Regions from separate parts of the Homo sapiens genome. Here region 2 is linked to region 1. The links are chromatin loops, found by intact Hi-C in ENCODE. Cell type or tissue: ascending aorta. All regions are shown on one strand. Each heading gives the region's core, and the rest is flanking DNA. Links, peaks and the distances in the headings are about the cores only. Region 1 has its middle 17 kb from the start of ACCSL. Region 2 holds the start of ALKBH3-AS1 (ALKBH3 antisense RNA 1).

Evidence for each region. A loop is a pair of places that touch in the nucleus more often than their neighbours do. Peaks named below come from ENCODE experiments on the same cell type or tissue, not always from the same donor. Only the 100,000 strongest peaks of a DNase experiment are listed, where the experiment ranks them.
Region 2: it touches region 1 in a loop (7-fold over the local background); 4 of 110 quality-filtered maps call a loop at or near these places.

What each region holds. Positions count from the first base shown.
Region 1 is chr11:44,024,669-44,036,897 of GRCh38, reverse strand. It overlaps a transcript of ACCSL not described here. Among named protein-coding and RNA genes, the nearest start is that of ACCSL, 17 kb to the left of the region's middle. In ascending aorta, for the core only: no CTCF peak of the experiment used is centred there; DNase peaks (open chromatin) are centred at 4,008, 4,487, 6,077, 6,407 and 1 weaker place; H3K4me3 peaks cover 677 bases; H3K27ac peaks cover 5,629 bases.
Region 2 is chr11:43,914,441-43,926,669 of GRCh38, reverse strand. ALKBH3 (alkB homolog 3, alpha-ketoglutarate dependent dioxygenase) reads right to left here. Exons shown (of 10, transcript NM_139178.4): 9 at 7,534-7,632; 10 at 6,396-6,752. The coding sequence ends at 6,660. ALKBH3-AS1 (ALKBH3 antisense RNA 1) reads left to right here and starts at 5,726. Exons shown (of 6, transcript NR_038907.1): 1 at 5,726-5,796; 2 at 6,206-6,284; 3 at 7,008-7,084; 4 at 9,749-10,001. It also overlaps a transcript of ACCSL not described here. RefSeq lists an enhancer at 5,245-6,444. In ascending aorta, for the core only: no CTCF peak of the experiment used is centred there; DNase peaks (open chromatin) are centred at 2,739, 3,089, 3,489, 5,749 and 1 weaker place; H3K4me3 peaks cover 2,440 bases; H3K27ac peaks cover 7,256 bases.

The DNA.
Region 1 (12,229 bases), core at 2,846-10,845:
AAAGGTCCCCAACCCATCAAGGAAACTGTGGTCCAGAGAGAGGTAGAGGAACCTACCTGGCAAGACCCTGGCCCGTCCATGCCAGAACCTGGGAATCTTTTTTTTTTTTTTTTTTTGAGCTGGTGTCTTGCTCTGTCACCCAGGCTGGAGTGCAGTGGGGCGATCTTGACTCACTGCATCCTTTGCCCCCAGGGTTCAAGCGATGCTCCTGCCTCAGCCTCCCAAGTAGCTGGGATTACATGTGTGCACCACCACACATGGGTAATTTTTGTATTTTTTGTAGAGACAGGGTTTTGCCATGTTGGCCAGGCTGGTCTCAAACTCCTGGCCTCAAGTGATCCACCTACCTTGGCCTCCTAAAGTGCTGGGATTGCAGGTGTGCACCACAGCACCTGGCATAGAACCTGGGAATCTGTAATACTGGGCCCTGGGTTCCATATAACGGGCCTCCCAACAATTCAATGAGGAACGTGTCCTTGGCCCCATTTTATAGGTAACAAAACTGAGGCCCAGCGAGGTTCCTCAATCTTGTCCAAGTTCATGCTACTTGCTTGGGCCTGACTGCAGACCTGTCTGAATCCAGGCCCAGAGTATTCTCTTCACAGATTCCTGGGCCACAGTGACAGGACCCTAACAATTCCTTTAGGTCTGGCCTGGTCTCTAGGTTGTATGAGGTGACCTGGAATGGGGATCCTGGGGAGGAGGAAGGTCACCATGTCGGGGTCCTAATGGCTCTTGCCCACTTTCCTCCAGCGGGGGCCGAAGGCCAGTTACCCAGTTGGTTGCTACCTGGTTGCCCCCTGGGGAACAGTCTGGCTCAAACCACTTACATTGCAGGGACTGTTTTTCAAAGGGCACTGAAGTTCTCCCCTTCTCCAGAAAAGTTCCCTGACTGCTCCAGCCCCCTCGGAACTTCAACTATTCTTTTCTTTCTTTCTTTTTTTTTTTTTTTTTTTTTTTTACACAGAGTCTCACTCTATGGCTCAGGCTGGAGTGCAATGGCGTGATCTCGGCTCACTGCAACCTCTACCTTCCAGGTTCAAGCAATTCTCCTGCCTCAGCCACTTCAGTAGCTAGGACTACAGGCATGCAGCACCATGCCTGGCTAATTTTTGTATTTTTAGTAGAGACAAGGTTTCACCATGTTGGCCAGGCTAGTCTCAAACTCCTGGCCTCAAGTGATCCGCCTGCCTCGCCCTCCCAAAGCGCTGAGATTACAGGCCTGAGCCACCGTGCCCTGCCCCTTCAGCTATTCTTTATGGTTCTAATGCCTCCCAGATATTCTCTGGCCTTAGCACTCAGACCCAGACTGTGAAGATCTTGAAGAGAGGAACTAATGCTTTACTCTGCTTCTTTCTCCCTTAAGCCCATGGTGGCTGAGCATACCGTAGATGCCAAGTAGCTGCTTTTTGTTTACTTGTTTACTGTTTACATGGGAAAACAGATCCAAAAACCAGCTCTCTGCTTTCCAGGGAATTTTTAACCACAGTTGAAAATGACATCTGTGTCCTGTTGGACAACAGAGAGGAAGGAATTAGCATTATTCATTCACTCAACAAGTATTTATTGAGCAACTGACATGCTAGACACTGCTCTAGGTGCTGGGAAGAGAGACGGCAACGAGACAGACACAACCCTCTTGCAATTTACCTAAAGCAGGTGACAGAAAATGAGCAACATATATAAATAAGTATAATGTAATTGGGTAAGTGCTGTGAAGAAAACTCAAGTTGGGTAGGATATTGAGAGCAAGAGGGGGTGCTATTTAGGTAGGATAGTTGGGCAAAGACCCACAGGAAGCAAAGGAGGAACCTACATGGATCTCTGGGGGAAGGAAGAATGTTCCAGGCAGAGGGAATGCCAAGTGCAAAGGCCCTGGGATAAGAGAGTGTATTTGCTGTAGTTGAGGAATGGATCTGCAAGATTTCATAAACCTGGATAGCCACTTTAGCTTTTACTATGAGCATGATGGGAAGATAATACAGGTGCTCTAGAGCTACTGTGTGAGTTACTCATTGCCTTGTGGAGCTGGCTAGAGGCCCCTGAACCACTCAGGGTGCCTGGGACTCTGTGAGGTTCATTCCCTGACTTAAAATTCACTTGTTCTCATTGCTAGAATGAAGCACCTGATATGGTTTGGGTATGTCCCCACCCAAATCTCATCTTGAATTGTAGCTCCCACAATTTCCACACTTCATAGGAGGCACCTGGTAGGAGGTAATTGAATCATGGGGATGGGTCTTTCCCATGCTGTTCTCATGATAGTGAATAAGTCTCATGAGATCTGATGGTTTTATAAAGGGGAATTTCCCTGTACAAGCTCTCTCTCTCTCTCTCTTGCTTGCCACCATGTAAGACATATTTTTTGCCTTCCACCATGATTGTGAGGCCTCCTCGGCCATGTGGAACTGTGAGTCCATTAAAACTCTTTTTCTTTATAAATTACTCAGTTTCAGGTATGTCTTTATCAGCAGCATGAAAACAGACTAATAGAGCATCCTTGCTCCTCAAAAGCTAAGGTCTTCATCGGGGTTTCCTGGAGCCCCAGAGCAATATGCTCAGCCAGGGGCCATGTCAAAATCACTGGGAAGCTTTTTTCCAAAAACAAATGCCAAGTCCCACCTGTGCCTCGCTGACCCAGTCTCTGGGGTGAGCTATGGGCTACACACTGCTCATGAAGACCCACAGTCCCAGATGGGGTGTGGGTGGACCCCCACCCTAAATTGTATCTACATGTACATGTGGTGTTAGGGGGATGATAATGACCACAGCTTGCATTAGACGCCCCCAAAGATGGAGAATCATATTCCAGGCAAACCAAATGGGGCTGCCACTGAAATGGCTGCACAATGACAGCCCAAGCCCGGCTGGGCTTGACCCCTCTCCCTCCAGTTCCTTTCCTTCCCACCCACTGCCCCCACCCCCATCCCTTCTGCCAATGTCTTCTTTCTCGGGCTCCTGCATCTCATTACTTTGCTTAGATGTATTTTGATGGCAGTGTCTCCCTTCCTTCCAGCACTTAGGATGCCACCAGCATCCAATACCTCTTCAAATATGAATAAGCTGTTTTCCTTGCCAGAGCTGCGGCTCAGTGAAGTCAGTCTTTTCTGGGCCCTTTCTGTTTACTCTCCCCCCAAACAAGGTCTTCCTGCTTCAGCTGTCAAAGAGGATTTTGTTCCAGTGACCCATTTCTCCCCCTGCCCAGGACTTGGTATCCTGCTTGGGACACAAAGAAAAGGGTTTTGTTTCATTTTCCATTGACACTATCTACCACTGTCACCCACATTTCAAATCCGAGGGGCCCCCTTTAAGAACTCTGGTGCTGTGGGGGAGATCAAATGACCTCAGCCCTGGGCATGCTGGGGGTGAGGAGGCTGGAGACAACAGTGGTGGCCGTGTCAATGGCCTGGTTCCCTGGCTGGGAAGGGGTTGCTATCTGGCTTTGGCAGGCACTGAATTCATCTGCTCATTTTCTGGGCCTGTTTGCCAGGATTCCCTAAGAAGTTCCTTTCTCTTCAAGAGGTATGGTATGGTGTGTTGTGGTCTGATACGGAGTTTTTGTCAAGAGCCCAGGGTTCATGCCGCAAGTTCAAGTCCCAGCTCAGCCACTTACAGACCACGTGGCCAGGCAAACTACGTGGCCATGGGTGAGTTACTAAGCATCTCTGGGCTTCAGTTTCTCCTCTGTGAAGGAAGGTCAGGGAGGAGGGCTGGAGAGGTTATGTGAAATAACAAATATAAATTTGAGCCTCTTCCTTCCAAGTTCCATCCTGCCATCCACCAAACCCGACTGTTCGTCCACCTGACCATTTAAACTTTCATTCTTTCATTATTAACTTTTGTTGAGCCTTACTCCACTGTGCACTCACCAGTCTTCTGAGACTGAGGCTGATACAAGAAACATTTTGGAGGGAGTTCCTGCCGACTCCTCCCACTGTCGCCAGGGAGGCTTGAGCTCTGTAGAGAAGTCTCCACCCGCGTCTCCCTCGGGGGAGCCTCTCAGAGATGATGAGCTGAGAGTTTCTGTGGGACTTTTCCTCCCAGTCATACCACATTTGTGAGTTCCTTCCCACTGGGAAAATTCTTGGCAGGAGGGCTTTTCCTTGATTCTGAAAGGCCCATTCTGACCTACTGGGCTTCTGTTGACCTAGGTCTCCCTCAAACCTGGACCTGCAGAGCTGGTCTTCACCACTTCCCTTCTTCGTAGGAATTCTTGAGCGGGGACAATGCCCACGTATCCGCCCGCTCCCCACTCCAGTCCACTCTGCTATGTTTTCCCAGAGCTAGGAGTGCTTATTTAATGCCTCAAGCCTTCCAGAGAGCAATTTCATCATGCCCCAGCCCCAGGTTATTGGGCGCATTGAGGCACCCCAGACACTGTGCTGAGCACTTGGCAATGTTATTTCATCCTCCTCCCCGCACCCTGCAGCTGCCTGGACCATTGCTGACCCACAGTGAATAATGCCTTCTGGTATTCACGCCCTTGCACATGGACTCTGGATTTGGCCATGTGACGTGCTTCAGTCAGCGAGACATGAACAAGAGCCATGCAAGCAGAGCTTGACAAGTGCAGTGGGTGGTCCAGAAGCCAGTGCCATGCTGCAGAGCAGCTCAGACTGCAGAGTGACGAGAGGACATGTAGAGAGAGACCCTGGAAGGTGAGGCATCTTGCATATCCCAGCCCCAGCAAAGCACCCATTAGATTGCAGCCACATAAGCAACCTTGGCAATGCCATGTGAAGCAGAAGGACCCCTAACTGAGTCCCATTCAGCAACAGAATTGTGAGAAATAATACATTATTGTAGTCTTAAGCCGCTAAGTATGAGGACAGTTTGTCACACAGCAATAGAAATTTGAAATAAAACCCTCAGACCCAGATACTATGATAATCAGTCCCATTTCACCGATGCTGACTCTGAGATTCAGAGAGCTTGAGGGAATTTCCCAAGATTGCCCCTGAGTAAGTGAATGTGGTGGCCGTGAAACATGCACCTTGGATCTCCTGCTGGAGGGAGTTTAATTGACTGACAGCCCCCGCGACTGTCCACCTGCATCCGCCACCATCCACACTAAGGCTGTGTCTTCTCCAGGGCTGCCCCCAGCCAATAAATGAGCACAGCCAAGGTACTAGCACAAGCCTCTTCCTAGGAGACGTGAATTCCTCCATCAGTCTACTTTGGCTCAAAGACTCCCCATCAGCCTGACTCAACCTTTCTTGGAAGTGTGTGGCAGTGCAAGACTCTTCCTACCTCAATCCCCATCCTTCTGTCTTCTCTCCCTGGGTCACACAGTCTGAAGGCCCTCCCACCTCCTCCTGCTCCCTCTCTTTCATCCATTGCAGGTGTTTCCTCCAATAAATATATTGCATTTCTAATCCCACCCAGTGGGAAAGCTAAGATTCAAGCCCATGGAGCCTCTGTCTTGATGCTTTCCTTTGTTTTCCTCGAGACACTTTTCCTCCTAGGAAAAACGAGCATCTTCAAAAATCAATACCATCCAGATCTCAGAAGTTCTAAGGCCACAGGAAAGGAAAACTTCAAAGACAAGAAAAACAAGGTGCAGGAACCTCAGCAGATACCCTGGGGGAGCCGGACTGACATCTGGGTCTTCAGGAACTGATGTGATCCAGGAGCCTCTGCTGGAAGGGATGGCAGGGGGCAGGATGACGTGCGAACGTTTATTCTCTGTCCTGAGCTCTTTACACACATTATCTCATGGAATCCTCCTAACCATTCACAAGCCAAGTAGTACCATTCCCATTTTACGGAGGACATGAGTCTCAAAGAGGTGAAGCAGGCTGCCTTGGGTCACACAGCTAACACAAGGCAGGGCTGAGACTTAAACCCCAATGGAGGGAAACAACAGTCAGGTGCCTTCCAAATCCTGGGTGTAAATCCCTGCCTTTTGTGTGTTCCTGGGAGGCCTTGGGCATGTTGCTTAACCTCTCTGAGTTTCAGTTTCCCCGTGTATAAAACTAGGACCCTCCTTGTCTCTTCCTCCTAAGAGCATTGTAAGCATAGAGAATGAGTCTTGTGTGATCATGTGTTAGATGTGTTAGTCAGACCTTGACTCCCACCCCAGCCTCCAGACCAGCCAGTTTTCCATTACACTGAGTTGTTTCCATCCTATTGACACAAACAAGATAAGAATTTTTTTTTAAACCCAAACTCCAGGCTGATCACAAATTACACAAGAGTTGATGTCCATGTCTGATTCATAATCTGGTGTTGCCTTCGTTTCTATAAAAAAAACAATACATCAACAACAAAAAACCAGATAAATTAGCAAGGGACACACAAAAATTGAAGGCTCCAAGCCAGGATCCAAAAAAAATCCCCTGGATTCTTTCCCCATGAGGGGAGGTTTTCCACAGGGACGCAGTCCTGTGCCTTGGCTCAGAGACTCATGCTGCTTTCTCCTTGAAAAAGCTCCTGGGCTAAAAATAGCCAAGCAGCAGGCGGCCCCTTCTGGGGCTTGGAGAATAGGCGGGGAGGGATGGAGGGGAGGGGGCCTAGGCTTCTGGACGTCTGTGTCCATGAGAAACAGGAGGGAGAGTGGGGCTCTACAATCTGGGGTTTTAGGGAAAGGTGGGGAGAAGGGGCTTTGTAGTGAAGGGGAGAAAGAAATGGGTCAAGACTCCTCAAATTTGTTGAGCCAGAGAATCCTGAGGAATCACTACTAGTGTTCTCAGATTTACTGGGGAGAGAGAAAAGGGCCCAGGGAGAGACAAGTAGACATTGATAGACCAGGAAGAGAGAGGCAGGTCACCACTGTCACTAAGCAAGGAAAACCAGGGGGAGCCCCTTTATACTAAAAAAAAAAAAAAAAAAAAAAAAAAATCAACCAAAGAAACAAGCAAACATAAAATAAAATAAAATAAAATAAAATAAAATAAAATAAAATAAAATAAAATAAAATAAAATAAAAACAAGGCCCAGGGGACCCTGGTTTGACTGTTTGACATGAACCCAAGTCAATGGAGTCACTTCCAAGAACCTCATGTTATACAAAAGTTATCCCCTTGCCCTTTCAGTTCTGTCCCAGGGACCCCTGCTTAGATTCCATTCTTCTTTATCCTAAGTGATCCCTTAGCCAATCCAAGATCACACTGCTCCTCTGGAGGGCCAACTCACCAAGCAATCAGGCAAGGATGTAAGCAGAATCGGGGGCTCTATGGAACTTGGGGTTATGGACTCTTTGAAATTAGAAGGTATCTTCCAGATTATTCATACTCCCTTGTTTAGGCCTCAACATGCAGATGGGGCAGCTGAAGTCCAGAAAGGGTGAGTAGCTTGTCCAAGTCACCCAGCAAGTGTGCCAACTCCCAATCCAGCACCACCTCACTGCATGAGCTGCCAGTGATTCATTCTGACCAGGACTTCATTCATTCAGCAATAATGACTGAGCACCTACTCTGCACCAGGCACTGTTGCAGGTGCATAGGTATCCAACGGTATACAGAGAAAGCCTCTCTGATAAGGTAGCATTTGAGCAAAGGTTACCTGAAGGCAGCAAAGGGTGAGCCATGAGAATATCCAGAACAGTCTAGTCAGGGGCAACAGCAAGGGCAAAGGCCCTGAGGCTTCTCATGTTGAAGGAACAGCAAGAAGCTGGATGGCTGGAGGGGAGTACTCAGAGATGAGGTCAGAGACAGAACAGGAGGGACCTGCAGGCCTCTGGAAGGATCTTGGCTTTCTCCTAGAGAGGCCAGAAGCCTTTGTAGGGTTTTGAAGAAGACTAGATCTAATTTAGCACATAGAAGGATCCCTCTGATTACAGTGTGGAAAAGATGCTGTTGCAGAGGCACAATGGCGGGGCCAGATAGGAGGACATCATAATAGCCCCAGGGCAAGGTGGTGACAGTGTGCTCAGCATGATCACTGCCCGGGAGTGAGAAGTGGTTGGATTCTGGGTGGAGGTCAAGCCTACAGGATCACCACACCCCAGCCCAGCCTGAACACACCTGTTCTAAAGGACACATCCATTCCAAACTTATTCCAAACTTATTGTTTAAGCTAACTCATTTTTCTACTACTTTGTGGCTTACAAAACATTCCTCCTGTATGATTCCACATGACCCTCATCACAAGCCTATGACATATGTGGAGAAGTCATTATTACTCTTATTACCCTTATTTTACAGACAAGGAGACTGAGGCACAGACAAGACTGATGAAACAAGGCTAAGTCCCTTGGGCAAGGCTGCTCTATCACACAATCCAGGATTTGGGTGCAGAAGCTTTGTCTGCTGACCCCTGGGTAAGGGCTCCCTGTGCCACACACTCTGCTCAATGAAGGTGACGCAGGGATGACTAGAGGATGCTGGCAGACCCATGGAGCAGCTGTAATAAATTTGGTTTATGGCTGAGCTGTCCCAACACAGCAGCTACTAGTCACATGTAGCTGTTTAAATTCAAAATGTAAAAATTAATTCTTTAATCATATTAGCCACATTTCAAGTGCTAAATGTGGCTGGTGGCCACCATACAGCACAGCACAGATAGTAAAACATTTCCATTATCAGAGAAAATTCTACTGGACAGTGCTGGTACAAATAACCTTTCCTGCCCACTCCAACTCTAACTCCCAATGTCAGAATTGAGGGCTTGTGGGTAGAATGTGGTGCCATGCCAACTTCCACTACTCTCAGCTTTTGCCCTGACAACATACCACCTGCACCATATCTTACTTATCTTAATAACTGATTTTAGATGGACTCAATTTTTTTTAAGAGATAGGGTCTCACTCTGTCACCCAAGCAGGAGTACGGTGGCATGATCATAGCTTACTGCAGCCTCAAAATCCTAGGCTCAGGCAATCTTCCCTTTAGCCTCCTAAGTAGCTAAGACTATAGGTGCATGCTACCATGCCCAGATAATTTTTTTGAGAAGACTTGTAGAGATAGAGTTTCACTCTGTTGTGCAGACTGGTCTCACACTCCTGGCCTCAAGTAATCCTCCTGCTTTGGCCTCCCAAAGTGCTGGGATTACAGGCATGAGCCGCCACACCCAGCTTAGATCGATTGACTCACTTTTTAAGCTTAAATATCTATTATATATATGCCTTGTCCTAAGCACAAAGTCATGGGTTTGGTGTACAAATTATGCATACACACAAACATGCAGGCAAAGTTGTTGAATGATGATCTATATATTACCTTAAATTATCTCATTATTGGGAAACACTGGTATGGTGGAGAGGCATGGGCTTAGAAATCAGAAAAGGACTTCACCATTTAACCAGTTGTATGCCCTTGGGAACATTTCTTCACCTCCTTTAACCTTCACCAATCTTTAACCCTCAGTGGGGCTGAAAAAGGGGAAAGAAGAAGGAGGGGAAAGGAATTAACATTTGATGAGCACTTACTCTGTGCCAGGCAAAATGCTAGGTTTCACTATAAAGCTCTCTACCTAATTTTCATAGGAACTCAGCTGGTCCTTTATTGGAACATTTACTTTACATATAAGAAAGCTGAGGCTCCAAGATTTAAAAAGCAAAAGCAGAACTGGAAGATTCTATAGGCGGCTATGAAAAGCTCCAATTTATTTCTGGGAATCTAGAAGTCCACATGCATGTTCAGAGGCATGCACATACCCATGAAAGATCTAAGAAGGCCCACATCTCTCTCCTCTGGCTGACCTTGAGCCTCTGCCCAAGGAAGTAAAGGCTAAGGCAGAGTTGTAGACTGTCTGCCAGAGCATTAAAGACATGCCCCAATGAACACAAAATACCTCTTGGCAAAGGCTGAGAAACTTATTGTATCTAGGCGTTTAAGGAAATCTCTGTCCAATCATTAAAAGACCAGTAAGCTAACAAGCAGACTTCAGGGATCACGCATGATAAAGAATATAGACTTTAAAGAATTAGTCGGCTGGGTGCGGTGGCTCACGCCTGTAATCCCAGCACTTTGGGAGGCCAAGGCGGGTGGATCACTTGAGGTTGGGAATTCGAGACCAGCCTGACCAACATGGAGAAACCCGTCTCTACTAAAAATACAAAATTAGCCAGGCGTAGTAGCACATGCCTGTAATTCCAACTACTCGGGAGGCTGAGGCGGGAGAATGGCTTGAACCCAGGAGGCGGAGGTTGCAGTGAGTTGAGATCATACCATTGCACTCCAGCTTGGGCAACAAGAGTGAAACTCCATCTCAAAAAAAAAAAATTAGTCTAGATAAGTCACTAAATAAACAAACAATGACAATAACAAACCCTAGTGAAGGGACAGAATCTGATTTTCAGAGTTGCCACATTATGTTATTTTAGATGTCCATATTTCAATTTAAAAATTACAGGACACACTAAGAAACAGGAAAGTATGGCCTATACATAAGAACAAAAAGCATTCAATTAAAACTATCCCTCAGAATGCCCAGATGTTGGATTTACTAAAGACTTTAAATCAGCTATGATAAATATAGTCAAATAACTAAAAGAAGTCAAGCATAAAGAATTAAAAGAAAGTAATGAGAACAATGTCTCACCAAATAGAGAATATCAATAAAGAGGTAGACCTTTTTTTTAAGGAAGCAAATAGGAATTCTAAGTTAAAAGCACAATAGCTGAACTGAACAGTGTATTAGAGGGGCTCAACAGTAGAATTGAACAGATAAAATAAAGAATCAGAAAACTTGAAGATAGATCAATTGAGATTGTCCAGTCTGTTTAGCAGAAAGAAAAAAGAATAAAGAAAACCAAACAGAGACCTGTGACAAACCATTAAGTATACCAGTATATGCATAATGGGTGTCCAAGAGGACAGACAAGGAGGTAGAAAGAATATTTGAAGAAATAATGGCTGAAAACTGCACAAATTTGATGAAAATATTAATCTGCACACCCAAGAAGCTCAACAAGTTCCACTTAGGATAAATTCAAAGGGTTGCACACCTTGACACACCCTAGTCAAATGGTTAAAAGACAAAGAAAAAGTCTTGAACACAACAAGAGCAAAGTTACTCATGTACAAGAGCCTCTTAATAAGATCAGCAGTTGACTTTTCATCAGAAACTATGGAAAGCAGAAGGCATGGGGATAACATATTCAAAGTGCTGAAAGAAAAAGACTTTGAACATGAATTGTATATCCAGCAAAACTATCTTTCAGAAATGAAGAAGAAATTAAGACATTCCTAGATTTTTTTTGTAACTGAGAGAATTTATCACTAGCAGACCAATCCTATAAGAAATACTAAAGGAGTCATTTAGGCTGTATGAGCTAGCCAGGAACTCAAATCCACATGAATAAATATAGAGTATAAGTAATCACATAGGAAAATATGAAAAACAGTTCAAAGATATGTTTTTGTTTATAACTCTTATTTTACTATCTGATTTAAAAGATAATGGTATAATTCAATAATTACAAAACTGTTACAGTCTTATCATGCATAAGGATGTAAGTTGTATGCCAACAATAGTAGAAAGGAGAGGGACAGCAATGAACAAAGTTATGTTAAAATAAAGTTTTTGTATAGTATACTATTGAAATTAAGTTGATACTAGTACAAACTAGATTGTTTTAAGTTAAGGTATTAATTGTAATTCCCAGGGCAACCACTAAGAAAGTAATTTTTTAAAAAAAGTGAAACAAGAAGCAAGTTAAAATTATATATTTAAAAATATCCATTTAATACAAATAGGGCAGCAATGATAGAATACATAGAGAAAAAGACATAGGACATTTAGAAAACAAATAACAAAATGGCAAGTGTAAACCCTACCTAAACGGTAATTACAATAATGTAAATGGATTAAATACTCCAAGCAAAAGGATAAGACATATCATCCAATTATATGATGTTTATAAGAAATACACTTTAGAATCAAACACATAAACAGATTGAAAGTAAAAGAATAGAATATTTACTATGCAAATGTGCCTAAAAGAGAGCTGGAATTGCTATATGCAAATGTAAGACAAAATAGACTTTAAGACAAAATCATCATTGGAAACAAAGAAGGGCATTTTTAAATAATAAAATGATAAATATATCATAAAAACATAACAATTCTATGCATCTATGCACCCAACAAACAGCCCCAAAATACATGAAGCAAAAAATAACAGAAATGAAGGGAGAAATAGACAATTCAATAATAACAGAAACTTTAATACCTCACTTTCAATAATGAATATAACAACCAGGCAGATCACCAGCAATGGAATAGAACATTTAGACAACATATAAACCAACTAGATCTAATGAACATCTATAGAACTCTCTATCCA
Region 2 (12,229 bases), core at 2,342-10,341, 110 kb after region 1:
GAACACAAACCTCTTTTGTAGTAAGGAGAAAAAACTAATTTTGCCAAGGAAAATAGAAGCCACATGGGTTTACTTCTATCTGTAATGGAAGGCACTGTGTCTTCCTTTCACGTATCCCTCACCGCATCTGACCCACAATCTCTGGATATAAAAGCCCTGGTCTTGAACAGAATTCCAGCCTGGTAATCTTGTTTACTCTTGCAGGCCAAGGCGTTCTGTACAGAGTTTGAAAGTGGCCTGCAAGAACGAGAAAACAATACAGTCCTGTGGGGGTGCATCTGAGCCTGGTCGGCGACCCTTGCCAGGCTAGGAAACGTCAAGAACTGACCCCAAGGGGACAAGGCACTGGAATCCTGGAATCTGTCCAGGGATAGTGCATTAGGAAACCAATTACCTGGGGAGCATGTGGTGGGGCCGCCGAGAGTGAGCAGAGCATCAACGCAAGGCCACTTTGGCATCTGGGAGCTCTCTTCAGTTTGGCCTAAAGAACTTCCAGAGGGGGACTTAAGTGCAGCTGGATCTTAATATGATCAGCTCCACTCGCACACAATTTTCATTTTGGCCATTCTCCAGAAAGCCTCTGCCCAACCCCACTCCCCAACCCTTGCTGACTGCAACAGACACGAGGGCACCAGGGGAGCCTGCCAAGGGGAAAGGCAGGGTCACAGGGCCATCCGTCAGCCACAGAAGGACCGCCCACCCAGCATAAGGATTAAGGTTGGGGTTAGCAGGGCATGTGAAATGGTGCACTTAAAAAATCATATTACTAAGTGGGTTACTGTCAGGCACTATATGCATGGTCTCAAGCCTCACAGGACCGCCAAGAGGGGGCTGCTTCTGAGTCCATTTCACGGTGGAGGAAACAGGCTTGGAGGCTGACTGGTCTGAGGTGACTCAGCTAGAAAGGGCAGAGCTGGGATTCAACCCTGGGTCCACCTGACTGAAGCCTAGGCTCCTTCCACCTCTCCCCACAGGGCTCAGACAGTCATTCCGGCAGATGTGGAGGCTAGGGTAGGGGTGGGGTGTCAGAGCTGCTCCCCAGTTCTACCCTTGCAGGCAGTACTGTGACCGTAAGAGGGAGCATGTACCCCCTTGCAAAAGCGAACGGGGCCAGTCTTGTCTGAAATTGTCCAGCTAATTCCCCTCATCGGTTGGTGCAGAGCTCAGCTGGCACTAGATTCAGGAGGACGACGCTACCTCAAGCTGCAGCAGGGATCCTTGCCACATATCCAGCCACCTGGCTGGTGCAGCGTGGAGACGATCAATACCACTCCTTGGAGGGCTGTCCCAGTAGGCACCGTGACCTTCTGGGGCTGCTTGTTTCCCATGTTCCCTCTTGTCACCAGGCCTCTCAGAGTGGCAGAAAGAACACTGGCCTAAGCATTTGATAGGGACTACTCTCAAGTAGTCCCCTACCGACACCCCACAGGGCTTTAGGGAGTCAAAGGGCAGTATGTGCACGGGAGTTCACCAGCTCTCCTCTCTGCACCCCTCCTCCCAGCAGAGAAGCCTGGAGGAGGGCACAGCTGGGCAGGCTAGGGGAGCAAGAAGCCACACATTCATGCCTCCCCTCTTGATTTTTACCTTCAGGCCAGCTGTCCTCCTTTCCCTCTCACTCCAGGTGAATGGAGGCTGAAAGTCTGAGAGAAAGAGAGAGAAAGCTGGGAAGAAACTGGTGGCTAGTCCCTTGACATGTTTTCAGAGGAAACATTCCAGGAAACAACCCGAAGGAGACACTTCTGTGGGGCTCCCCTCCTCTCTCTGACTTTCCTAAGTTCTGCCCATTTGAACGGCCCCATGGAATCCTTCCTCCAGCTATTCCACATTCTCCAGGCCTGCAGGAGCCCTGATTGCAGAATCCGCCTTTGGTGGGTTCACCCCTAGGGGGCCCCGTGGCCATCCTCCAAGTGCGGACTGGTGGCGAGGCTGGTGTCCTGACCGAACCCCCAGGCAGGTGGCTCAGACTCAGGCAGCGATGACCCAGCTGGCCTCCCAGGGTGCGAGGGGCCTGGGTGCCTTCCTGCGAGGTGGCCCTTCTGGCTCCGCCTCTTGTGCCGCAGGAACGGGTTTGGCCACACATAGCCTGGAGGCTGCGGGGCTAGCACTGGGTTCCCGGCCTCCGGCCTCCGGCCTCCAGGTCCCTGTCCCACTCGCCTGCCCCCGTCCTTCCTGCGGGGAGCAGCACCTCACAACACGGTCACAAGGCCCTCAGGCGCCCACCGCCTCCTCCCACTACCTGGCCAGTGGTGAGCTCCCGCTGGGGCTCCCAGAAAAAGGCACAGGAGGCTCTGGCTGCAGCGCTCCTACCACCCAGGCTGCCGGCCCCAGGGCCAGGGCTGGGGGACGGGAGGTCCCACAGGCCACAGCAGCAGGCACGGCTGGGCTAGCCCTCCAGGGCTGTCTCTCCCAGACCACTGCGGACACCAGATCCCAGATCTGATAAATCCTCTGGGTACTTCAGTTTCCTCAGGTGTTTAGAAAAAACAAAAACAGCCATAGGATTTCTTTTAGGAATAAATCAGATTATGGATGCTGTGGTCCCAAGGGAGTAGTTACTCTGTAAGCTCCCTCCCCACTTTCCCCTTTCCTTCCCTTTCAGATACCAGAATTTGCATCCAGAGCTAAAAGTCAGTGGGCTCAGCCAGAGCAGTGAAGGCGTGTCCACATTCCTGGAGGCCACATGAGAATAGGGACTGTCCTTGTGCTGAGAGAGCGTGACATCACTGCTCCTATGAGGGGGAGTGATGGCACAGAAATCATCCTAACAGCGTCGTACACACAGGCCTCTGCCAGCTCCAAGCAGGCTCATTTGAGAAAACAGCCTTCTTGGTAGTGCTGGCTACGAAGCTACAGCCTAATTTATCCTGTTTTCCTCCACTGTGCTCTGACACTGCCTCCTCTTCCCGCTCCAGCTTAAACACTAACAGACAGCTCAGCCCAACATGGGGCTCTATTCACAGGCTGGGGAAGGCTTTTATAAATGGAGGCACATCAGCTTTAGACCAGCTGGAAAAGGCACCATTAGTCACTGTAGTAAATAAACACTGAAGTCATTTCCCTATTGACACCCAGATGCAGGAATCACATCTAAGAATGGATTCAAGCAGCACCAGTCTGACAAGGGTCTCACATGCGTGTTCCTTCCAAACAGAAAATGGGGTTGGGAAAGAGGGCAGTTGTAGACCAGGTCCCTCTGAGGAGAGCGTGTGGGTGGAATCATGTATAAGTAAAGTTTTAAATAAACAGAATGCATCACTATGGAAACATTCAGCTTTACCAAAGCCACCATTAAAAAAAATAATCAAGACTTAAGATTCAACACTACAAGTGTTTATGACCAGAAAAGGCAAAGTGGGTCTTAGATATTCTGCAGCCAAGTAATAGCTGCCAGAACTCAAAGAAGAAATATTCCCAGCAGGGCAGGAACCCGTCGTTTGTCAAGACTTTCTCTGAAACCCTCCAACTGGAGCATTCAGCGCACTGCAGGGCCTACTTAACTCTTTCAGCATTGCAATGACACAATTCAGGAGACGGCTCTATAGTGACTGTGTCCAGACAGACCTGCCACGCACTAGGGCAGGATCACATCAGCCACAGAGGCAGAGAGTGGGTGCCACAAGGAAAGGGCAGGTTTATTAGCTGTGACTCAAACTTATCAGGAATTGTCAATGCCACCCGAGCTAGTGGGTTAATGATGGATCAATGTGGATCCTGATTTCAACACTGGGGATGCAATCTGGTGCTAAGTGTGTGTTCCAACCCATGTTTGAAGCAAGTTGCCTGTTATAAAGAAGACATTTTTAGTGTGGAGCCTGATGTTTCTTTGGGCTGCTGACTGGAGTAATGGTGTTGGTAAGTATTGTGAAAAAGCCTGCTATGAGTTTGGGTGTCATTCAGGGTCCCCAAGTGTATTCACAGGTAAGAATGAGGTGAGAAAGGACCACCGGGGAAAACTTATCTGTCTCTAAAAGTTTCATATCTCTGAAGGTGGATATGGTCAGGAAACACTTGCCAGAAAATCAAGGAAAGTTGGCTGAGAATTTGTCTAACTCACCAGAAGTTGGATTCTGTCCCCTCAAAAGGAGCTTCCCCAATGAAATGGGCAACTGCTAGTCCAGTCACCAGCAGTTTCTGGCTAGAGGATGCTGATGCTGATTAAGGAAAGATGAGATGCAGATGCCTGCCCTGATGAACAGGAAAGTCAGGGAACAAACAGGTGGCCTGTGGTCAGCTGTGACCAGCTCCACAGGAGCCAGCCCTGAGGCTCAGGCTCCCGGGAGTGCTCAGCAGACCATTTCGCCTACATTCAGCATGGCAAAGGGAAACCAAACAGGCCGAGAAACTAGCCTGCAGTCTGCAATCTGGTTCTGCCACTACAAGCCCTGTTAACTTACCTAACGTCTTGGAGATCAGTTTCCTAGCCTCTACAATGGGAATAGGACCTCTCTCTTGCAGCGCTGTGGGAAGGATAAGGGATTATGTATAAAAGCTCCTAGGACAGTGCCTGCTGAAGCTCAGAAGAAGGGCAGCAAAAACAAAACCGAAACCTGTTTTTCTTCATGCTACCGCTGTTATATTTGCTTCCTCAGCTTTACACGCGATGTAAGCAAAAACAGCTTCACCTCTAATTCCTAGTTCAGATCTAGCACCAGCAAAACAAAGCAACAGGCTGCTGCAGTCACTGAGGCACACTGCCCTTTGCCATGGTCTGGAATTCCTGTCCATGCCTACACCCTGTAGTTTTACTCTATGGCAAGTACCTACTTGCCATTTCAGAAGGGACATTATCTTAATGGTAAAGAAAAGGGCAGTTCTGGCATGTGGTATCTGGAGTGACAGCAAGAAAAACAAAACTGAAGATTTGCTGCTCTCAGACCAAGAAACCCAGGTGGTGGCCCACTCCATCTGCTGTAGAGTAGAAATGTTTCCCTGGAAGACATGGGTGTGACAAGTGAAGAGATCAAATGCACAGCTGCCACACGGGGAGATCATGACCCTCCATTAAGAAAGAGGGACGCTGGAAGACTTGGAACCATCTGCCAGTTCTTTCATTAGTAAGGAATGGAAGATAAATTTCCTAGTGTCATGCATCAAACTGATCACCAAAGCTGGCTGTATCACCTGGCCAGGTATTATTTGCATTAATAGGAGAACAGCTAAGCATTGAAAAGAGGCTTTATTTTATTCCTATGGTGATTTGAACCTCCCTCACAGGAAAGCTTGGTGTGGTGCTCAAATTTTAGAAAGTATTTCATATTTCTTAGAGAAACAAGCCGTGCTCATTTTTTGTTTGTTTGTTTTTTGTTTTTTAAAAGGGCAGGGGGACTACAATGCCAGGAGCCAGAGAGCTTGTCAGAGAACAGCCTGGCCAGGCATGGTGCTCCATCTGAGTGCCGAGTCAGAGCATGCCCAGCCTTTGGCATTTTCCTATGATCATGGACAGCATCAATCTTACAGCCTGGAATGGAAACAGGATAAAAAGCAAGAAGGCACTGTACCTTTCCCCCACTGGCAGACAGAGAAACTCTAACTCTCCCGCCCTATTTTCATCCATTTAAATTCATTTCCTTTCTCTCAGGTTTTCTGTATCTTGGTTTGGAATGAATCTGGTACACGGCTCCTGAGTCAAGAGGTCAAGAAGACACGTGGTTTTATGATGCAACAATGGGCAGCCACTCTGTTTTGTTTTGGGAACCTCAGTGACATCACAGACTAACCCTTGTACCTTGGGACCTTGTATGTAAGAAAACATTGAGTCAGAAGAGAGCGTTAGTCATAGGGCTACTGAAACACAAGGTGACGAGAACTATTAGGCAATTGAGTGCATTCCCTGCAGGGCTGCTCCCACTTCTATCTGACTTGGGTCTAGATGACTCAAGTGATTCCCGAGGGGAAAATAATCTATGTGGAACAGCTGTCATGAGCAGGCCTTCTGCTGCTCTTCAGCCTCAATTTCAGCCTGCTACTTCCCGTGACATCATTCAGTGATTCCTCCCTTTAAGGGGACAGTTTTCTCTTGTATTACAGGTGACTACTTGAAGGTGGCTAGACGAGAGCATACTGCCACCACTCTTTATTTGGAGGCCTGTAACCTGTCTTGAGTGTGTTGCAGGAAGACTCAGTTACAGTGTTCCCTGAATATGTAGCTTTCCATTACAATAGTATGCAAGCCAAGATGAAACCACCTCTGTTTGGGTTTCAGCAGCTGTCTGCCTACGGAAGGCTCCAGAGTCCCTGACGCATATTTATATCTCCACTTCACTGAAGTCACAAGGAACAAACACGTGAGATTTTCTTTTCCCCAGAGGCACAAGTCCATTGATATTTCTTCAAATGAAGGCGGGGCGTGTGGGGGGCGGGGGAGGGCAGGAGGAAAACTGCTTAGAACAAAATCATCCATGAGCACTGCCACATAGATTTTAATTTGCCTAAAGATGATAGCGATTTTGAGCTGTGGTTAGGGATAACTGTTCCCACAGTAGACCTATTACCAACATGAGTTGCTGGCTTTCATTTAATAGGACTCCAAGCTGGCAAACAAACCCCACCATCTTCCCAACAGCCACATCATGAGATCTAGCAGCACCAGCCTCTTGAAGTGGCTTCTCAGTGGAAGGTTTGCTCCGTTTCAGTGAAGCTTCTCTCTCAAAGCTCTGACGTCACCAGGGTGCCCCTCGAGGGTCTGGATAGACTGTCCGAAAGGTCAGGTTCACTCTCGGTTCTCTAGAGTGGTATTCTTTGGGCACTCGATGCTAAATGGAAATACACATAACTCTGACATAAATACACACATACACACTTTTAGTTCAAAGCGACTTAAAACTTATTCATGAGAATGCAGAAATATTTCCATCTCATCCCCCTTAAATGAGTAGTAAGCTCTTTGAAGTCTTGTGGAGAAAGGTCCCTTCTTTGAAACAAATTTCCATCCCCAGCCCCACTGTGCTATGCCAGCACCTCTGAAGTGAGATATTTTCATCTTTTCTAATTGTTGCTGTTCCTCTCAGACACCTGCCATTTCCCAAATCTCATAAAACATATAAATGGATGAGACCAAAGAGAGGCATGAGATTCCATTCTTATGGTAAGTGTTTTGACATTAACATGTGCACCTTAGAAATGATCTGGCCTAAAAATGGCATGGCCTAGCTGCAGAGCTGTGTATTCCAATAAGATAGTCACTAGCTACCCTGAAGCTATTTAAATTTAAGTTAATTAAAATTAAATTAAAAACTCAGTTCTTTATAGCATGCAAGCCACATTTTAAGAAGTCAGTCATATGTGGCTAGTGACTACTACAATAGGCAGCACAGATACTGAACACTTTCATCATCACAGAAAGTTCTACCGGACACACTAGTGTCCACCTGGATTGTCAGTAGTAGCAAAACTCCTTGGAAAGAATGTCAGCTCATTCCCTCTTGCTCGTTGTAAAAGCAGCTTGCTTTTCACCATGTCTACTTAGAAATAGTCCTCAGAGTCAGGAAACTGCCTCCACATGAAAGCAGATTCATATTACTTGCAGATCCTCACCTGCCAGTCAGCTTGTGTCGCTCCTTCCATGATTAACAAGGTCCCATGATCCAAGGGTATCTTCACTCTTTCCACATATGTGTAGTCTCCATTCTCTTCCTAGAAAACAGCATTTGTTGTAATAAATGTTTTGCCTGTGTAATCAAGATGCAACAGAACCTGACAGAGGTCAAAAAAAAATGGAAACCTCTGCTCAGCCAGACTGTGGGAATCCATATATAGCTCTGTCATTTGGCAGCTGCTTGACTGTTGGCAAGTTACCTCATCTCTCTGTACCCTGACTTACTCATTTGTAAAATGGGGAGGATGACAGTGACTGCCACCTAGGGCTATGGTGAGCCTCCATTGATAGAATATGTGTAAATCCCTTGAAGATTGGCATGCAGTAAGTGCTAGCTATTAGTGTCATCATCATAATCCAAAATGCAGAAAAGCCCATTCTGGCCTAAGAAGGAAATAAAAGTCACCTGTACAAGAATTCTTTACATCTGACTGATGTTGTGCTCTACATTTTGACATACTCAGTGTGGGAAAAATGTCCTTTTAACCAAGATTTGATGCGATGACTTCCTTCACCTTTTCACAATGTATGCTAATTTACTAATTGGCACCTATAGTCTCAATTCTTCTCATGGCTACTATGGAGTTTTGGAGACATATTCCTGCCTCTTTCCAGAACAGACAACAGCAAGATTTTCTCAAAGGGAGCTCTGGCTTGACCAAAACAGTGCTGTCAAACTGAGATTGGCTGTTTACATCTTTGAGGATGGATCACGACTCCTGTACACTTAGGATACAAATGCTTTGTATTTACACAGAGAGCTCAAAAGCAATTTATGTCCAATATTCTCAGGAGTCTTCAGAGCATAAGCTGCAAAGCAATTAACTGGTAGTGTGGCTCCTCCACAGCTGAAAACCAGGAGCATTAAACAACTTCTGTGCTCACAGCAACAAAGAGCATGTCAAGTGCTGAGACTGGGACAGATCTGAGCTTCCTGATTTCTTCACCTCCATTCTGGGCAGAACTGATGGGTCTATTCATTCATCTGCTTCACTTCCGGTAGAAAGGGTTACATTTGGGTTACTGCAGGATTGATTTCAGTGCAAACTGTGTTTATGTTTATTACTGTATGGGTGCTTCTGAGAACTTAACTGTTTACAAAGATTTTCCCTAGGAAAATCAAAATCAAAACAATCATGAACTTGCATAAACAGTCTAAGTTCCAGGCCCCAACTTTTGGCAGTAACTTTGTCAAGCATAGTCATAATTTTTATAGACAGAAGATAGAAGCAATGTTTAAAATAACTTTGGTTTCAGTGATTGATTTTAATTGTGTCTGCCACCTTTTCTCTTCCAGTAATAAGTGGGCACCAAAACATTTACCTTTGACCCCTCAGACAACCAGAGGGCAGTGGGAAGGTGACCCTGCCCTCACTGCAGCCCAGCTCCATCTCAGAAAAGCAAAACGCTGCTCTGATTTAAAAAAAAAATCCAGACAGAGGAGACACATGGTCCTACTGGGGAAAAGATATCCGGAGGGAGTGCACTGACCATGAGATTAGACAGTCCAAGGCTCCTTAATTTAGGCTGTATAGTCAGCTATCAGATCAAGGTTCAACACAGCTAGAAGCAGAAGAATTTCTGCTACCCTCTACATAATCAGAGAGTGCAACATGGGCTTAATCTACAAATCAAGTACAGACACTAAGGAGAATAAAATAAAGTAGAAAGGAAAGACACTTAACCACAACATGAAGGCAATTCTGAGATGAAGATCTCCTAGAACATTAAAAACACTGTTGGGGAGAAGGAGGTGCTAGATCAGTGGAAGAGAATAGGTAAACACTATAGTTCCACCTGGAAACATGAAGCAGGAATCCACCTCACAAGTGAAAGAGAATTCCGAAATGTATCAGCACTGATGGAAAGTGATGTTCAATGATCACATTTCACATACTGTTCCTAAGATCTGAACTTTTCAAATGAGAGAAAGTCTCAGGTTGGTTTTGAACACATTACATTCAACATAACCATTAGCCATACCAAAAAGCAGACAAGGGTGAGCCTTCGTTTGGGAGGGAGCCACTCGAATCAGTCCACAAAGGAGACACCCTTACACAGTGTACCCTCTGTGAGAAGTGATATCATTCTTTGCTGCTTGTTATTTATTCCTTCTAAGATCTTTGACTTAGAAGATGCATTCCTAATTTGCAGAAGGAGACAGACAGGAAAGAGGGCAAGGGATCCTACTAATGCAACACAGAGCTCACAAATGCATCCTTCCCTCGAGGCCAGAGTGGCAACAGACCATAGAGCCACCCTTCAACTGAAGCAAGATGCCCTTCAACTGAAGCAAGATGCATGGAGACTGTTTCCACTTAGGAGTCAGATAAAAGGCCAGAGGAACCCACATGGCTGTGCATAAAGGCTCCAGTTGATAAATGGATAAGCAACAGTGGAAACACAGGTCAGACTGTTTAGAAGAGTGCCTTCCTAGTCATTAAGCGTGGTTAAGTTACCCAAACACATCTCTGTAGCCCTTTTGATTTACTCAGGGTTTTCTTCAAAACAAAACAAAACACACCCCCCAAAACCAGGGCTAAGGATAAAATTTTCCATCACTCATCCTGGTTAAAAGCAGCTTTTAGGGTCACACTCAAGCTACAGGGTGGGTTTTGTTATTGATGTTCTTGGTTTTCCAAATACTTGAAACCCTACGAGTACATGGAAAAAGCGAAAAACATGTATTTTTATATTAATGCTGATCAACATTCTCATTCCTCCAACCGCAGCCAGTTCATTTGAAGGCTTAATTATGCTTTTCTAAAGCTTCTCACAACTCTTACCTCCACCTCACCAACATATCCTATTCAGTTTCCTTTAAGAAAATGCTATTTGGGGTGAAAAAATCTGGATGTATTTACTGTTATGTCATTATTAACCATCCAACAGATGGGAAACCTAAACATTTTTCTTTCCATTGGAAAGGTAATTCATACTGTATGAGATTTGGAGTTTTCTTAAAATCATCCCTTTCTTGTCCTAAAAGAATGTCTTAGAAATTACAAACAATCATCAATGCTTTAAAATCATCATACAGGTTTTCCTTCTAGAATATAAAAAGTAACATAAGTTTACTAAAGTAAATGATGCACTTGTAATTATTTATTCAACCTCTGCTCTTATAAACTCCATGAGGGAAAGTTTATGTGGTCTTCCTGTTAAGAAACATTCTCAGTGCCTATCACACATATGAATAAATATGTACTGAATGACTGAGGAAGAGTACACAGAAAATGTAGAAAATCGCCTGTAATCCTATCATCCAGAGTTTATACAACATACACACAGAGTCTTCCAGATATACAATCGTGTGTACTCCATTTTTAATATTTTATTGAGCATTTTTCTATATCTTTAAATATACATTTCAAAAATATGGTTATAGAATATTCCTTTGTATGAACATATCCTTCCTTTAAACTCACAAATACCTTTTGACCACCTGTATATATCAGGCATTATGCTAGTACTAAGGATGGAGCAGTAAGGAGCACATGGTTGGAGATTGATTTTCATACACCAGTATTTTTTTTTAAAAAGAGGGAAAATAAATAAAAAGCTGCTGCAAGCAGATTTTTGGGCAAAACATTTCTGCATATATTTCTAGGATATATTCTTAAAAAATGGAATTACTGGAGCCAAGTGTATGAACTTTAAGGCACTTGATTTATATTACCAAACTGCTTTCTTGAGAAGGCTGCAGCAATCTATAATCTCACCAGGAAAACATGACAGTACCTATCTTCTGGCTGAACATTATCAACTGACAGTAACGAAAAACAATTAGGGGAGAAATGACAACTCATTCAAACTTAGAGATCTTGGATTACAAGCCAAGTTCTTTTTTTTTTTTTTTTCTTTTTTTGAGACAGAGTCTCACTCTGTCACCCAGGCTGGAGTGCAGTGGTGTGATCTCGGCTCACTGCAACCTCCACCTCCTGGGTTCAAGCGATTCTTGTGCCTCAGCCTCCCGAGTAGCTGGGATTACAGGTGCCTGCCACCATGCCTGGCTAATTTTTTTTTATTTTTAGTAGAGATAGGGTTTCACCATGTTGGCCAGGCTGGTCTTGAACTCCTGGGCTCAAGTGATCCACCTGCCTTGGCCTCCCAAAGTGCTGGGATTACAGGTGTGAGCCACCACACCCAGCCCAAGTTCAACTTTTTTTTTTTCATTCTGTTTGCTGTTTGTGTTTCTTCTGCTGTGAACACTCTCTGTTCATGTCCTTTGTCCATTGTTCTATGGGGGTGTTAACACTGTTTTCTTATTGATCTACAACCACAGATATTAAGGCATTTGTTTGTCATACTTTTTGCAAATGCTTTTCTCATTTGCTATTTGCCTTTTAACTGTACTTATGGTATTTAACATGGAATAGCTCAAAAATTTTAGAGTCAACTCTACTGACCTTTCTTTGGCTCGTCTTCATGATTTTTATGCTTAGAAAGTCTTTTCCCATCCTGAGGAAAGTTAAATATACAACTGTATTTCCTTTTAGTTTTTTTTTTAAGAGTTTACATTTTTTAGATTTAACTCTTTAATCTACATGGAGTTTGTTTTTTGGTGGTGGTTGGGTTATTCTTTTTTTTCCATGCTTCTTTTTATAACAGTTTCCAGGTACTTAAACCAAAGCA